Linked DNA regions of Homo sapiens: region 2 is linked to region 1. A link is a loop called in an ENCODE intact Hi-C map of the cell type or tissue named here. Cell type or tissue: chondrocyte. All regions are shown on one strand. Links, peaks and the distances in the headings refer to the core of each region. The heading gives the core; the rest is flanking DNA.

Region 1 (8,763 bases), core at 338-8,337:
TAGGTGGAGGAAGAAATACAGAGGCGGACTATGGCAAGCAGTTTGGAGATTTCTCAAAGAACTTAAAACAGAGCTACCATTCGACCCAGCAATCCCATTTCTGGGTATCTACCCAAAGGAATATACATCATTCTACCATAAAGACACATGCACACATATGTTCATCACAGCACTGTTCACAACAGCAAAGACATGGAATCAACCCAAATGCCCATCAATGGTGGACATCAATGTGGTACATATACACCGTGGAATACAACACAGCCATAAAAAATAATGAGATCATGTCCTTTGCAGCAACATAGATAGAGCTGGAGGCTGTTGTCCTAAGTGAACTAACACAGGAACCAAAAACCAACACAACATGTTCTCATTTATAAGTGGGAGCTAAACACTGAGTATACCATGGACAAAAAGAAGGGAACAACAGACACCAGGGCTTACTTGAGGGTAGAAGGTGGGAAAAGGGTGAGGTCCAAAAAGTACCTTCAGGTACTATGCTTATTACCTGGGTGACAAAGTAATCTGTACACCAACCCCCCGTGACATGCAATTTACCCATATAAGAAATGCACACATATACCCCTTGAACCTGAAATGAAAGTTGGAAGAAAAAAGGAGGAAGAAATACAGAGGCAGGAGCTGGGAAGGAGAGAAGGAAAGAGAGATGGATGGATAGATGGATGGATGGATGGATGGATGGATGGATGGATGGATAGATGGATGGGGAAGATGGGAAGAGAGATGAAAGAGAGAAAAAAAATCTAGTGACTTTTTGACGCTTTCCTTAGGCCTAGTCACATTTCTGTTTTCGATTCTGTGGGGCACCCCTGTGCCCTTATAACAATTCCCTCCCCTTTTTCCTTGAGCTAGCTCATGCTGTCTCTATGCCTTAGAACCCCAGACTCCTAACTAATACATTTCTCATGTAACATGCAATGATAAGTCTGGTATTATTTTACCCTTCAAATCTGATTAGCTGCATGGGCAGTGGATGAATAAGAGAAGGGCATCCAGGTCTCAAAGGAAAAACATTAACTTATGAAAAACTGTTTTTTTCATTACAAAAAATTCCTTTGGTCCCAAAGTGCTTATTATAAGCAATGGAATCTGAGGCATTTGATGTTTTTGACACAAGAAGATCAGTTTACAAAGATCCCTAAGAGAATGGGCTCCCCATGAGGCAGAGTCACGTCCAGGGGGGAGATGAGGAGGAAGCAGGGCTGGAGCCTTGGGCAGCACAGGGCAGCTCCCTGTTTCATGGAGCCACCAGTCCCTTACTAGCCAGAGGACACAGGGGGAGCCACCTTGTCAATTTGCTGGGGTTCTATTAACACCCTCCATCCATCCCAGAGTATCTTTCATATGGTGATGTCTTGAAGGCAGAAACATGCCTTTCTCACCACTATATTCCCACCACTTCAAATATTCTCTAACACAGAACAGGTACATAATATTTGCTCAATGAATGCATGAATGGATACACCATGGACTCTGAGGGATTCTGAAATGAGGTAGACCCCAGTAGCTCAGTTACAAAGGCTCTATAGTGGAGGGTGGACATTCATTTGACTAGATAATATGAATGTGCTTTCAGTCAGCCATTCAAAGACAATTATTATTATTATTTTGTTGTTGTTGTTGTTGTTGTTTCATTATAATTTCAGTTCTAGGGTACATGTGTACAATGTGCAGGTTTGTTACATATGTATACATGCGCCATGTTGGTGTGCTGCACCCATTAACTCGTCAAAGACAATTATTAAGCACCTACTCTACAGACTGAGACATCAAGTGGCCTTGCTGTGGGTTGCACCTGGTCCCACCTGGCAGCTCACAAGGCTGCCACCTCCACTGACAGTGATAGAAGTTGGGAATGGAACCCATGCCTGGTATGGGGACAGGGGAGCACTTTCAAAATGACTGGAAATTGAGAAGACTAAAATAGATCTACTTATTAGACTGAAATCAGGATGCTGTGTTATATCTAGAAGTTCCTGGGCGTAGTTGGGTGCCCAGCTGGGAGAAGCTTCAGGCAGTAGACTCTAAAGTAAATGAATTCCAGCTTGCTGCACTAATTGAAATATCCAGGTGGCTTCCATGGCTGCCCCAGGACAGAAATGGTAATGAAAACCAGATCTACAAAGCCACCGGTATATGTTGTGCAAACTGCTGTTCAAAGGAAAAGGTCATATCCACTCCAGTGCCTCTAGTGACTTTTTGGTGCTTTCCTTAGGCTCCAGTCAACCCATGGATTCTCCCAACGACTACAACTGAAGGAGACATGGAGTTTCTGATGTATTGGGCATAAGATCTGCTCACAAGCCAGAACTCAGACGCCAAGGAAGCAGCTAACATCACCAGCCCCTGTGGCAAGTCACTGTGAGTGACTGGAGCTGGTGGCATCTTGAATAAGAAATGTTTGGGTCATCTCCTTTTAAGGTTCCAAGAAACTCTGAGATCTGTTGGCCCTGAACAATTTTATCTCCTTTGCCCAAGGGCCTTAAGCTAACAGTTGGCAGGAATGGGGCTGAGACTGAACCCTAGAACATTGCAATAAACTAACACAATGGACTGAGGTGACGGCATCTCACCACTGGAGCATCCCAGACAGACATACATGAGGGGACACACTGGGTGGATTTCCTCTCCAATTCTCTTTTGAGAATGTCTTCAGAGTAAATGTGCAACGAGACTGAGGATTCAGGTTACCACTGAAACTTCAATCACATTGGCATGTTTGCCTCCAGATGGCATAAATTAACTTTCAAAAATTAGATTTCAAAGAGTTCTAAGTCTGACTAACTTAATTTTTTAATTATATAAGTAATATATGAATCCAATTTTGATATTCAAATTCTAATAATACAGAAAAGACCATTGTTCCTTTTCCTCACCTCCTTTACATAAGGTATGTGTAAGTCTATTTTCTTCATGTCAGTACATACTGATCTATTTTACTACTTGTAACTGCTGCATCATATTCCATACTCCGAACATATCATATTTAACCATTTTCCTGTTTTCCTATTGAATTGTTCCCAATTTTTCATGATTATAAACACCTTCTGGTCCTTGTTTCTTTGTGCTCATGCTCTCACTTCAATTTTAACATTTTAAAAAGCTTATTTTATGATGAGTGGTGATCTCACAATGCCAAACAGATCATGACAGTTTATTTCAACTCAGGGTGGCTGATCTTTGTATATGCAGTGCTATGGAGAAAGGAAAAAGAGCTTAATACATATAATACACACACACACACACACACACACACACATACACACACACACATAATTAGGCCTTTATTTACGTGTGTGTGTGTTCAAACCCTTGGCAGAGCTCAATGATGTATGCAGAAGGAGCAGCCACTGAAATGTGTGTTGTCTTGCATCCTGTGCTTCTGGGGGGCCACTCTGTCCATGATAAGGTAAAAGAAAATGATAAGGTAAAAGACATAAATGGACATATAAGATCATATTGGCCACGTCAAAATCTCATTCCCTAACCTGAGAACCTAGAAAAGAGTTATTGCTCTTCCCAGGTCTCCCTGCCACATAAGCAGCTAATGAGGCATTATAGAAACTTGGCAAGTCCTTCCGGAATCAATTTGGGTCTTTCAACTTTGTTGCTCGCCCCCTATCTTCATTTCTCATCTGGATTACACGAATGTAAAAGCCTTTGTGAAATTTCCTTTAAGATGAATTTTTAAATGTATTCTATGTCTTGAATAAATTTAGTTATGATTGAATAACTCAGAATTAAACTATGTTGGATAGAATATTACAACCCAATGTCAATTTGCCATCACCTATATTGCTCTAAAATAATTTTTCTTATAAGATGCTCTGCAGGAGTTTTCACCTGTGGGGGAAGGAGTCAAATATTTCAGCATTACTAATTCATCTGTTCGCCTCTCACTTCTAAAGCAAAATGTATTTTTTCTCAAATTGGGACTCTGCAAAGGATTTTTTTCCAATGGAAAGATGCCTTCGTGTCATTCTTAGTTTCTCCTTTTGACTGGTTACAAAAATGAACTTGTAACCTACATGGTCATTTCTATGGCAACTGGATGTTCCAAGTGAAATACTGAATTTGGAGTTCTCTGAAGAACTAGAAAGAAGAGAGTCTGTGCCACAGACAACATAAAAGCTCAAGTTTTAATGATATTACCAGGCCTGTCAATGTAGGTGTTCACTGGTACCTAAGTCTTATTTCGAAAGTACAGTGAAATAAAGTGTCAAAACCATGCCAGGCACGCCCGTAGTCCCAACTACTCAAGAGAAACCCTTAATCCCAGGAGTTTGAGTTCAGCCTGGGCAACACAGTGAGACTCCATCTCTAAAAATAAAAAGTATACATGGCTTAGCATTTTTGAGGTTTTTCCTTAAAAAGCAAATTTAGCAGGTAGTATGTTTAATGAAAAGTTTTTATGTTTTTTACCTTCTTATCAATACAGATACAGAAGCATCATAAAACCAATGTTTAGCTAAATGAATTTTTATAAGGCAAACACCTTTGTAATCACCACCCAGTTAAAAATAAATAGAAATTGCTAGCCACTTCCAGAAGCCTCTCCATGTGCCCCACGCCAATTTTAATCCCTCTTCTTCCACTCAAAAATAACCACAGCTTCAGTTTCCATGTTATTGATACCCATAGCTCCTATGTTTATAAGATGCTATGATTCAGTCATTTTTTTCACCATTAAAAGATTATTTGTATTCAAGGGCTGACTTGTCAAAAAAAAAGAGATTGTGTAGCAAGTACATTTTTCGAAAGGCTTATTTATACCTTTTCTGTTTCGCTGCTACCCAGATATAATAAATACATTCATTAGCGTACACTATTTTTAAATACCTTGCCTCATTCCAAAAATATGTGCGGGGTTGAACACATGCTAAGAAATTCCCTCCACTAGGAGGCGCTACATCCCTTATGTCCTCAGACAGCTGGGAAGACTGCGCTTAATGTAACTCAGTTATCAGCGCATTTCTATGAATGAAGTCACAGAGGAACATGTGGGAGATCCACTTAACGACTTCTTTACCTTGCTGCATATCACAAAAAGGCTCACTGGTTGCCAGAAGTCCTGGTGAGTGGCAGGTTCCAAGAGTGAACTGATATTTCAACAACTACTTTTCCACTAACAACCTAAATCCATGAAATTGAGGGAGGGGGCCAGGAACATTTGGAACAAAGGGGCCCTGTTTCCAAGCGTAAATAAAATACAGCTGGTTTACAGCTGTGCTACCTTCCTCGCTGCAAGTCAAGTCATAAAACAGAATGAAACTTTCAGTAGTCACCGCTGTGAGGTTAGGGAATTCTGAGCATCCCTCTGGGCTCTAAGGTGACCAACTATTTGCTTTCTGAATTTCGTTTTTCAACCCATAGACACTGTATGGCTCATCAGAGAGGCAGATTTCCACTGCAAATTTACACAAGCCTAGACTGTCTATTTTTACACAATTGTTTGTTGTTTGCTTTTGTTTTTCAGATCAAAAAAATCTGAGGAATAGAGCTATGAAGACATCTGAACTCTAATTATAGGGGTTTGAATTTTTTAGATTAGACGTGCTACCCTTGTGACTCACAGTGATGTGCATTTCCCTGGTCTGATCATTAGCATACCAGGCAGGCTCAGATGCCCAGCATGTATCACAGATAGTAGGACATCATGCATATGCATGGGAAACTCCTAGCTCAAAATTGGCCTCTGATCAGACCAAAAGGCCAGTAACTGTGTCCAAGTAGCAACTCAACATCCACAAAGTGCCAACTGGAATGTTTTCCCATTTTAAGTGGGCACGGCAATCTAGACATTAACCAATAGACTTATAAGAATAGCTTGTATTGATTAAAGAAGCTTTATAATACATATTTTATTCCTATCATTTTATGTGCCTAAGATTTATTCCTTAAAATACTGATTCACTGATTTAGAAAACTCGGTAGGGGTAAATAAATCTGGTTGAATAAAGTTGAAAATAGACTACATCCTATAGTTTTTAAAAAAATATTAGAAGAGTATTTGTACCGCCTCCAGACAAACTGGTAGTTGTCCGTTGCATTTCAGACTCAATGAATATGGGCTCTTAAGCCAGATGGCATTAGGATCAGGAAGTGGGTTTGGCACTTTTCTTTCTCCTTCATGTCATTTCCAGACCATGACTCCTCTGCCCTCATGGAAAAAGTCTCATCTGTTCCCTTGTTCCCTCTCTCCTTAACTCTGTCCCCAGCTGATCTTCTGGTCACTTCCGTACATCCACTGATGACTTCATTCCTTGGCTCACAGGAGCTATATGAAATCCCACCATCATCCGGGGTGACTTCAGTGTTTGTGTTCATGACTCATTCAACCCTATTCCCACAGTTTCCTGAAAACCTCAACTCTGATGACCTTGATCTTCACTCTCCTCAACGATCTGCACTCAGGGCTGAAATCTGGCCTCATCACTAAATGTGGAACTGTTTAGGTGCAGCGGCCCAGACTCCAACCACAGCCTCGCCTCTTTCCCTGTCTCTCACTGGCTTGTCCTCACACCTCTGCTCTTGGGTCTTTTCAAATCTTCTAATCTCCAGCTTCCTCTATCTTATCCCAGTCCATCATAGCCCTCCTGTCTTCATTTTTATGTCTTTTCGCCTAAGATCATGTGAACAATCCATTCCAATCACTGCACTGTCTTCCTATATCCTCAACAATCTTGCCTCCTCGTCCTTTGGCTACATCCAGGTATCTGGCAAAAATCCCAAATGAGAGCTAAGCACAGTCTCATTTCCCAAGATCAAACACCTACATAAGGTGCCCTGGAGTGTAGGAGAACGACACTACAAATCTGTGGTCTCCAACCTTATCTGAGCTCTCAACACTGTCCAGGGATCTTTGTACATGTTCCTTGTCAACTCTCTAGCTTCAGTTAAAGATACTTTCTCCCCAGGACAAGCCCATACTTAGCATAAATAGAACATCAATATCTTTTTTGTTTGTACATAAAAAGGCTAATAACCAGTACCTTGAATTCCATCATGCCCTGACCTCTCAGGGACCCCATACCATCATTTATCCTCCACTCACCTGCATTTCACCTCTTTCACTATTTTCTCCTAACTCCTTCACCTAAGAATTTAGACTTCCTCTTCTTAAAACAATCCATGCAAATCCTATGCCCTCTCTAGCTAAGACTTACTTCTCTTCTTTCCTTCACAGCCACACCACTTAGGGAGACAAAGACTTCATTTAATCCCCAACTTCCTCTCAGCTGAACTCCACACTCCACAACCTCACTGAACCTGCTTTTCCATTCTTGTGAGGGCCACCAGTTACCTTCTAGTTGGTATGTTCAATGGACACTTTTTAGAATGTGTACCATTGCCTGTCAGTGGCATTTGGCACCATGCATCACTCCCTCCTTCCTGGAAAGTTCTTTCATCTTCACCTACCCCCCTGTTTCTGTCTACCCTGACTCCCCTTCTGCTTCCCTGGCTTCCCTCAGCACAGTGAGTCACCAGGTTGACCTTATATTTTGCATTCTTTCCCTGGATAGCCTCATTCACATCCATGGCTAAAGTTACTATTTGATGCAGATTTACTGAAGTCCCCAAAACCAGATCTCCTTCCTGAATTCCATACCTACATGTTATTTCCTATCAGGCATCTCACATGTATATTCCGAAGGTATTATGATCTCAACATGTCCAAAATAAACTCATCACTTTTCCCCAAAATATGTCCCTCTTTCCATGTTCAACATCAACCATCCCCTTGTCTATGCTGGAAACATGGCTATCAACTTTATTTCTCCATACCTCTCACCCTTTACTCAATCAGTACCAAGTTCCAGCAATTCAACCACATAACTATCAAATCCATGCCTTCTTCACCATCTCCACAGCCACTCTCTCATGTCAGTCTATCCCTATTTCATTCTTGGATCAGTATCAAGATAGCCACCTCTGAGTGGTCTTACTGCCCACTCCCCATCCCTCCCAATTCAAATTACTTCATATACTACAGTGGAGTACTCTCTCAAAAATGCATATCCAACTAGATCACTTCCTGAGAGATTCCCATGACCCACAGGATAAAATCCAAACTCTACCTAAAATGGCATACAAGACAGTCCATCTCTCCATCATTCTTTCTCACCATTCTCACCATTATCTCAAACCTTCCAATCCAGTTACAGGGAACTGCTTATGCAATGATATAGCTTAATGGTTGATAGATGAGTCTTGGTGTCAGATATACATGTGTTCAAAATTAAATTGCCACTTACTGGTTTGTGATCATGGACAAGTTACTTCTGAGAGCACCACATGCTTCTCTATCAGAGTACTTATTGTCCCACACCACCTTCTAAATCCTCCGTACTAGCCCATCTTTTCCACTGCACTGTCCTTGAATCCCTAGCACACAGAAGGCCATCAACACTTATTCTGCATATGAGTGAATCAGGAGAATGAATGGATTCTCCCAGTGACAGGAGGCTCACTTCCTCTGAGGTCTAAATATGGCATCTTTGCATCTGTTTGTTACAGAGTTCTTCAGATTCATCATCCAGATTCTTAGAATCCTGCCACAATCGTTCAGGCTCATATAGTATGTCTCGCCCTGTACTTTGATGGCTCTAGATTTTCTTCAGGTGAAAACTATATCATTGACACTTGTGCATTAAGTATATATTTAAAAGCAGGTGCATTTCCATTTCCATGTATCTACCGATAAGAAAGTATAGCCCTGCAATAGAACCATGCAGACGTTAG
Region 2 (8,763 bases), core at 505-8,504, 180 kb after region 1:
TTAAAACATAAAAGAAGTGAATTTAATTCCCTCTTTTAATAAATGTTTATAAATATAAGTTGGTTACAGTAAGTAAGGGGAATGGAGTCCCTATTTCACTCATATTCAAAGTGGGCTTTTCTACCGGAGATGAAATCTGGGGAGTGTTTAGATTGAAGGGTAGGGGCAGTATTTGGCACAAGGGAAATGTTGTGAGACCCAAGGAGGGACAGGAAAAGATGATATTCTAAAAGGGAAAAAAGAAAGAAAAAGCTCACTATATTAAGTGATGTAGATTGGATGTCCCCCTCCAGGTATCATGTTGAGATGTAATCCCCAGTGTTGTACATGGGGCCTGGTGGGAAGTGTTTTGGTCCTGGGGGTGAATCCTGGGGATGGGGCCTTGGTGTTCACTCGCAATAGTGAGTGAGTTCCCCTGAGATCTGGTTGTTTAAAGTCTGTGACACCCCCGCCACCCCTTGCTCTTGCTCCTGCTCCCACCATACAACTTGCCAGCCTTCTGCTTCACCTTTCTCCATGACTGAAAGCTTCCTGAGGCCTCACCGGAAGCTGAGCTGACTCCTGTACCACACTTCTATACAGCCTGCAGAATCATCAGCCAATTAAAGCTCTTTTCTTCATAAATTACCCTGTCTCAGGTATTTCTTTATAACAATGCAGGAACAGCCTAATACATTAAGGAAGCAAACGAAGTAGGGCAGAAAACAGAGTTGGAAATTGGGAAGGTTAACCAGGAAGTGAGAACTTTGGAATGTTGCTTGGGAATGGGAAAGCTGAGGCCAAGTTGATTAGGGAGAAGGAGGCTAATTGAGGCAGTAATTTGGATCCTGTGGAGCAAGAAGAATGTGATGAGGAAGGTCTTTGTTCACAAGGAGTTCCAGGTGTGAGCTTAGCACACCTGGAGGAAACCTTAGCCAGGAGACTCAGAGGGAATGTGGGAAAAAGCTGAGGACCTTTGTAAACTTACCAATCCTGTGTGCTGTTCCAGTTATTGAGCACCCAAGTGCTAAGTCTGGGAGAAACATATCAAATATTAGATTATCCATGTGAGAGCATAAAGATGAAAGTTGCTGCCCTGGCAAATGACCAGGCTCTCCTTTAGCGCTACCCAGTGAGAGGACTAGATCTATGTTCAGTCTCTTGTAAAGGACAGTCTCCATGTCTAAGAAAATGACAGTGAGGAACAAGAATGAAGTGTGCATCAGGCCGAGTCTGTTCCGTATATCCAAGCCTGCTGTGGCTTCTTGCTAGTTCTCACATCAACAGTGGTATCTTGGGAATTATGTTACTCTCAATTGCCCTTCAGGCATTGTCTTTCCCTTTCTTTCCTTCCTTCCCTCCCTCACTCCCTCCCTCCCCCTCTTTCTTTCTTTCTTTCTCTTTCTTTCTTTCTCTTTTTCTTCTTCCTTCCTTCCTTCCTTTCTTTCTTTTTTTGAGATGAGGTTTTGCTCTGTCACCCAGTGCAGTGGTGCAATTATAGCTCAGCGCATTCTCAAACTCCTGGGCTCATCAAGACTTCCTACCACCTCTGTCCTCAAAGCACTGAGATTGCAGTCATGAACCACCACACCATGTATTTCTTTATAAATTAAAAAAAAAAAAAAAAGACTGGGCATGGTGGCTCACACCTATAATCCCAGCAAGACCGGGGCAGGAGGATTGCTTGAGCCCAGGAGTTCAAGACTAGCCTGAGCAACATAGGACAATCCCGTCTGTATGAAAAATTAAAAATTAGCTGGGCATGGTTGTGCATGCCTGTAGTCCCATCAGAAGGCTGAGGTGGGAGGATTGTTTGAGCCCAGGAGGTCAATACTGCAGTGAGCCATGATAGCGCCATTGCACTCCAGCCTGGGTGACAGAGTGAGACCCTGTCTAAAATGAAGAATAGCTTGGTGCCAATCCGAAACCCCAATAAATGCTGTAGACTGTAGTATTAGGTTGGTGCAACAGTAATTTGCGGTTTTTGCCGTTGAAAGTAATGGCAAAAACTGCAATTACTGTTGCACCAACCTAATAATAATAGATAATATTCATAGATAATAGATGATATTTATTGAGCTTATTTTATGCCAGGCTCTGTTCTAAGAACCTTATATGTGTATGTATCAATTTACATCATTAACTTCCTTAATGTTCACAAAAAGTACATGAAATAGTTACTATTATTATTCCCATTTTCCAGATGGGGAAAATGAGGCCCAGGGAGATTAACATCATTCAGCAAAGTGTCAGAAGCCTCAAACCAGCCAATCTGACTCTAGAGCCCAGCTCTTAAACATGACACTAGTTCCTTAAATTTGTACATATCTTACAATTTACAAAGCCCTTTGGAAGAGATACAGATATTACATGATCCTCTCAATAATGCTTCAAAGTGAGTAAGGAACATCTTTGTTTCCATTGCAGAGATAGGGAAACTGAGGCTCAGAGACATTCAATTGCTGGAGTAGGAAATCAATAACAGCAGTATCAGGCTAGGTGGGGCCTGAAATCCATGACTGTGACTCCTACAATGCTACACCATCTCTCACTTCTGCTTTAGCAGCCTTTCTGAGGATTAAATTGCATCTACACAATCAGATACGCAGAGGGATAAAGGCTGCATCTAAGGTTTCTTGGGTTTGGTACGAAGGTCCTGATGTCTGAAAACATGACTTTATCTCTAACTTGAAATATGATTTCAGACGGCCTCAATGTCAAGGAGTAGTGTGGGAAGAGAACGGAAGAGGAGAAGCTGACCAAGTGAGCGGGATCTAATAGCTGGCTCCAAAAATGACCCTTCCTTGGAGTGGCTGGCTGTCGCCTGTCAGAGTGGTCCTGCTGTGGCAGCAGCTCGAGAGAGTGTCCAAAAAGCAATGTAGGGATGCAAACACAGAGAAGAGAGGAATCCTAGACCAGACCCACAACCGGAGCCCTTTATTTAATGTCTTTTCTGGTTAATGCCTCTCTTGTCTTCCCCACCCATCCATGCCGTATTCACGGTGCCAAACGTTGTAATTCCACTCCGGGCTGCCGCCAATATGTTTGTCTTATTTCTCCAATACCCCAGGAACAAATCAATTCTTTTGGGTCTTCTGATGGTTTCTAGTAGCCAGGACATTGCAGCCCTGGCTCATATTACCCACTAACTCATCCTTCCATTACACGCTTCACACTGAACCGCGTTTGCTTCCGATCCGCAGTGACCCCCTCCCTCTTTTTTTAACTGCAGTCCAATAATGCTGACATGGTTAGGAATCGGAAGTCATGGCTATTGCGGCCAACTCCCCGATAAGCGGAAGCTTGGGGCAGAGATAGGAAAGCCTAGAATATGCCTCCGTCCTTAGCAACATCATCTACTCCCCTCACTCGCCCCCCAGGCCCTGCTAGCCAAGGGGCAGCCGCAAAAACCACGCCACCCGGGGCTCCCACCCCTTGCCTCCTGCCGCCGCGGCGGCTGCTATAGAAACACCAGGCGTACACACGGGGCTGAAATTAAACACCCATCCTGGACGCGGACCCGAGCGGGATCTGCCTGCCGCCGCGGTCACCATGGCAACATGCCGAGAGGAGAGCAGCTGGCGGCGCGGCTCGGGGATACTCACTCCATCGCGGGGCTCCGCGGCCGGGTGCGCTGCTGCGGGGCTCACCGGCGCTGCTCGCCTCTCCCGGAGCCGAGTGCACTGGCCGCGCCGCGCGCGAGGTGGAGCTGGGAGCCGTCTCCCCTCCCCACCCGCACCCCCTCCTCCCCTGGAGGGTTGAAAGTGAATGCTCAGGCTCTCTCAGCTCCCAGCCTGCGAATAAAACGGGAAGCAATTGGATAATGTTGTTCGCTGGGCGCTAGACAAGACACCCCACTTCAGGGTTTCGGGGAGGGAGCGCGCTGGCAGCTGGCGTCGGGTGAGGTGCCCACCAGCGCGCAGTGCCGTGCGCCCTAGGCGCCAGGTGCGCCGGCGGCTCCCCTGGGACTGGCGGCGCGGCGCGGAGCCTGGGGAGAAGGGTGGGTGGGGGAGCAGGGCGGCTGCGGCTGGTGGCACAGCCCAGAGGGCATAGGCAAACGGTTGAGTCATTGGCAAGGTGGCAGCTCTCGCCGCTTAGAAGTTGCAAGAAGCGTCTGGCCTCTGCAAGCAGCAAGGACTGCCCCCAGTGGGCTGGGCATGGGTTCAGAAACGCCATTGTGCCGGCCGGGCGAGATCCCTCTGAGTTTCCCAAGCAAAACTCCAGCTATCTTGAAGCGCCTTAATGCGGCGTTTCACCACCTTGGCGACCCCATGCCCCTTTCCGTTTCACTCCAAATTCTGCGTGTTCCCGCCTGCCAGGAAGACATTGTCCAGGGTCAGTTTCCCTAGTCTGCTATTTGAAAACAATAGCTATATTGACTATGGTTTCCCAAATTACCACGGCCCCGGCCCCGCGGTAATAAGCCACCTGGAGTACGCACACCCTGCCTCCACCCCCTCTGAGAATCCTCTACTCCTAACGGTTTCCAGAGCAGGGACCTGGTTGTCATCCAGGTGTCCTGCACCTGCTACAATACAGAGTAGATGGGACAGCTTCAGGCTTTTCTTCTATCTTGCAGCCGGGTCCCTCTGTGAGTCGGTGTCTGCCAGGTGCTGAAAACGCAGCACCAAGCATAAGCATAGCCATCACAGTCCCTGCCCTGCAGGAGCTCACGGGTTAAAGTAGAAAGGCAAAGCACAGATAAAGACAAAAATAAACATATCGTCACAGGCTGAAAATATTGCTATAAAAATTAAGTAATTAGATGCTGTGATGAATGTTCTAGAATTAATTTTTGGTGATGATTGTGCAACTGAACATACTGAAAGCTATTGAATTATACACTCTGGGTGAATTTTGTGGTCTATGAATTATGTCTTAATAAAGACGTGTTTTTTTAAAAAAATGCTTTGATGGAGAATAAAAGGGAAGTGGATGTGCCTAGGTAGGTGTTCAGGGAAAGCCTTCCTGAGGGACTGGGGTTGAAAGGGGAGAGGGCTCAGATATGCAAGCCACAGGGCTAGGGCTTTCCTGCCAGTCAACTCTGTATGGTGGCTCTAGATGGGAGACTGCTCCATATGTCAAGGGGCTGGGAAGAGAACCGTGCAAAATGTTCTCAGTGGATTCACTGCTCCTCGTTTTCCTCAGGAGAGTGAGATGCAAAGTCAAACCCAGTGAAGATTCAAAGAGCTGTTTTGTGGAAGGAAATTCTGTATCAACTCCAGGTTTCCCTTCACAGAGAAATTCTATGTGAATTCGGAGATCATAAAACCCTCCCCCAGTCCATGTCCCTTTCCAGTTGCATATAGGATTAAGTTCATGTGTGAATAATTAAGAGGCTTAAACAGGAAAAAGATGTGCTTTTGTGTCTTAAAAGTTCAGAGATAAGCTGTCCTGGGCCAGTTTATCAGCTCAACTCCTGAAAGAGCAAAGAGATCCAGGCTCCTACAAAACATTGCTCTATCATATGTGGTCTCCCTTCCTAAAATTGTTTCATGGTCCAAGTTGGCTGCTCTGGCTCTAGCCCTTATGTCTGCATTCCAGCCAACATAAATGTGGAAAGAGGAAAGAAAAGTAGGTAAAGGAAGCACGCCTGATGCCTCTTAAGAAAGGCTCCCAGAAGCTGCCTCAGGACACTTAGATCTCCTTGGCCAGAATTCAGTCACATGGCTACATTCAGTTTCCAGGGAGAGTAGACAAAGAAGTCTTTACTCTGCATAGTCATGAGCCTATCCAAAAGTTGAGACCTCCATTCCCATGTAAGAAGGGGAAAATTGGTATGGGGGACAGACAACCAGTAATCTTTGCCATTCTCCTCAATGCTTAGCGTTCTGGCTTCTGCCTCCCCCATGCCGCTGCCACTGCTCCCTGTAAAGTCCCCAATGCCAAATGGATATGTCTCAGTCCTCTTCTTATGTCATTTTAAAGCTGTGTTGAACATTTTAACAGCTCCCTTTTGTTTTTGATTTTTTTACTTGAAGTCAGGTTTATTCAGGTATAATTTATAGGCAGTGGAATTCACCCTTTGTAGGTGTACAGGCCTATGAGTTTAGATACATTATGCAATCATGTAACTACCACCATAGTCAATATATTACATGACCATCACCCCCAAACAGTTCTTTTAAGTCCCTTCATAGTCAATCCACTCCTCCTAACTCCAGCCTCTGGCAACCACTGGTCTCATCTCTGTTCTCATGATTTTGCTTCTTCTAGAATATCATATAAATGGAATCAGACAGTATGTAGCCTTTCATGTTCAATTTCTTTCACATTGCAAATGCTTTTGAGATCCATCCATGTTGTGTATATAGGTAGGTAGGTCCTTTTCATTGATAAGTACAGCTTTCAATTGTACAGATGCACCACAATGTGTCTATCCATTCACCACTTGAGGAATATTTGTTGTTTTCAGTTTATGGCAATTATGAAATAAAACTGCTATAAACATTCATGTACAGGTCTTTATGTGAATAAATGTATTCTTTTTGGGGTAAATATTTAGAGTCATCCCTTCCATCTTGAAACAGTCTTCTGTGACAACACAGTACCACACCTCTCTAGCTACCCCTTCTATTTGTCTCTTAAATCTTGGTGTTCTGGAGGATTCTTGCCTAAATTCTCTTCACTTCTCACTCTACATACCCTCCTCGAGCAATTTCATCTACTTTTATGGCTTAACTTAACCACCAATATGATGCTGACTTCCAAAACTAAGTTTGTCGTCCAGATCATGCTCTTAAACTTCAAAACCGATTCCCAAAGGTCATTGTAACATCTTCACAAACACCTCAAACCCAGTATGTCCCAGAAGCACTTGTCATTTTCACCTATAAATCTCTCCCTAATAACCTGCCCCCTATCCTAATACCAGAAAGGATGTAAGGCCTCACCCAAAAATCTGGGTGTCTGTCTTGATTTCTAACCATCCTGACCTCCCATATCCAGTCAATGAACAAGATTTATCCAGGCTATCCTCTAAATAGTCATCAAGGCCATTCACTTCTCTCCAACCCCATTGCTATTGTTAAAAAAGCCTCTCTCGGCCTCCTTGCCCCCAGTCACATCCAAAGCAACCCACTCAACCCTACAGCCAGAGCAAACTTCCAAAGACACTAATCTGATCATATCATCCCCCTGCCTGAAACCTTTCAAGGGCATTTCTTAACTTTAATATAAAGGTTAAATTGAGTTTTAGGTACATCCTAAGTTTTTTAAAGTTAGTAGACTGACTATTACAATTTTCAAATGCAATAGGAAAATAAGAAAAATTCATTTTATAGGGCTGGGTTATGCCTTATTAAGAGTCACAAATATATTTTCTGCTATATTAACTGTAGAAAAAAAATAACAGACTGTAGAGTCAAACAGACTTTTATTAAAATTCCAGCTTTACATTTACTAGCTTTGTGAACTTGGATCTATTACTTAACCTAAGTCTCAGGTTTCTTTACCTATAAAATGAGGGCAATAATACCTATCTTTAAATGTTGTTTTGAAAATTAAACACAAAGTGTATTAAATGCCTAGAACAGAGTCTGGTACTTAGTAGATACTCAATAAACAATAATCTAATTAGCTAATCCTCATCATCATCCTCATTACATTGCAATTTTCCCTGAAATTTCAAACATTTTAATAGCTATATCTTTATTTATCTTCATGATATCCCTTTGAAGAAAGGAAACCAGTACAGATAACAGACACTGAGAAGACCAATTTGTTTATTTTCGTTAATGAAGTAAGAATGTTAGCCCAGGTAATCTATTTATTTACTTAAAATAATATAGATTCTACTGGTAAATATAGCATAGCTATCTACATCCATTAGTCTATTTGTGAACTATATGTTATCACTAACGGTGTTAGTCCATTTACATTGCTATAAAGGAATACCTGAGACTGGGTAATTTATCAATAAAAGAGGCTTATTTTGGGTCACAGTTCTACAGACTGTACAGGAAGCATGATGCTGGCCTCTGCTCCTAGTGAGGTCTTAGGAAGCTTACACTTGTGGTAGAAAGCAAACGGGGAGCCAGTATATCACATGGCAAGAGTGGGAGCAAGAGAGAGGGAACAAGAGAGAGTAGCGGTCCCAGACTCTTAAACCACCAGATATCGCATGAACTAACAGAGCAAGAACTCACTCATCACCAAGGAAATGGCTCTAAGCCATTCGTGAGGGATCCACCTCCATGATCCAATACCTCCCACTAGGCCCCACCTCCAACACTAGGGATCACATGTTAACATGAGATTTGGAGGAGACACACACTCAGACCATATCAGCTACAAAGTAGCAGAGTATGACTATGCAGATACATGGGTACACATTCTCTAATAGTTAATTCATTAGCTAGTTAATTAGTGAAATCATAGTTAATTCATTAAGCTGAGTTCACTGAGGATCCTTTGCACACCAAGTACATATTAATGCCTCTCTAACCTGGAAGTCAGTAAATTAACAGCTCTTCCTATCTGAAATGTAGTTTAGAATTGGGAAATAAGCAAAACAATGATATCATAAAGTCCATGCTAGAAGCACTTATTCTTACTTTCTTGAGGTCATAAACTTCTGATGAAAAACACACAGGTGGCACAAACCCACATTTTGCTGAAAATATCAGGGCATTTGCTGATGCTCTGAAGCTCATCCCTTGTCCATGGACCTTGGGCTAAGTTCTTCTAGTCTGAAATTTGCAATTTCCTTGCTTATATGTTGTTTTATATTCATCCTGCAATTATCCTATAGGACAGTTATTTATTATCATCATTTTATAGATG

Evidence for each region. Hi-C counts contacts between places; a loop is a spot of excess contacts. Peaks named below come from ENCODE experiments on the same cell type or tissue, not always from the same donor. Only the 100,000 strongest peaks of a DNase experiment are listed, where the experiment ranks them.
Region 2: it touches region 1 in a loop (4-fold over the local background); 11 of 110 quality-filtered maps call a loop at or near these places.

What each region holds. Positions count from the first base shown.
Region 1 is chr9:109,814,223-109,822,985 of GRCh38, reverse strand. All of the region lies in intron 1 of PALM2AKAP2 (PALM2 and AKAP2 fusion), which reads right to left. Among named protein-coding and RNA genes, the nearest start is that of PALM2AKAP2, 38 kb to the right of the region's middle. RefSeq lists an enhancer at 5,589-6,788. In chondrocyte, for the core only: CTCF peaks have their summits at 1,292, 4,689 and 4,916 (motif pointing right); no DNase peak of the experiment used is centred there.
Region 2 is chr9:109,635,688-109,644,450 of GRCh38, reverse strand. It overlaps a transcript of PALM2AKAP2 not described here. Among named protein-coding and RNA genes, the nearest start is that of MIR3927, 130 kb to the right of the region's middle. In chondrocyte, for the core only: CTCF peaks have their summits at 3,883 and 4,115; DNase peaks (open chromatin) are centred at 3,560 and 4,120.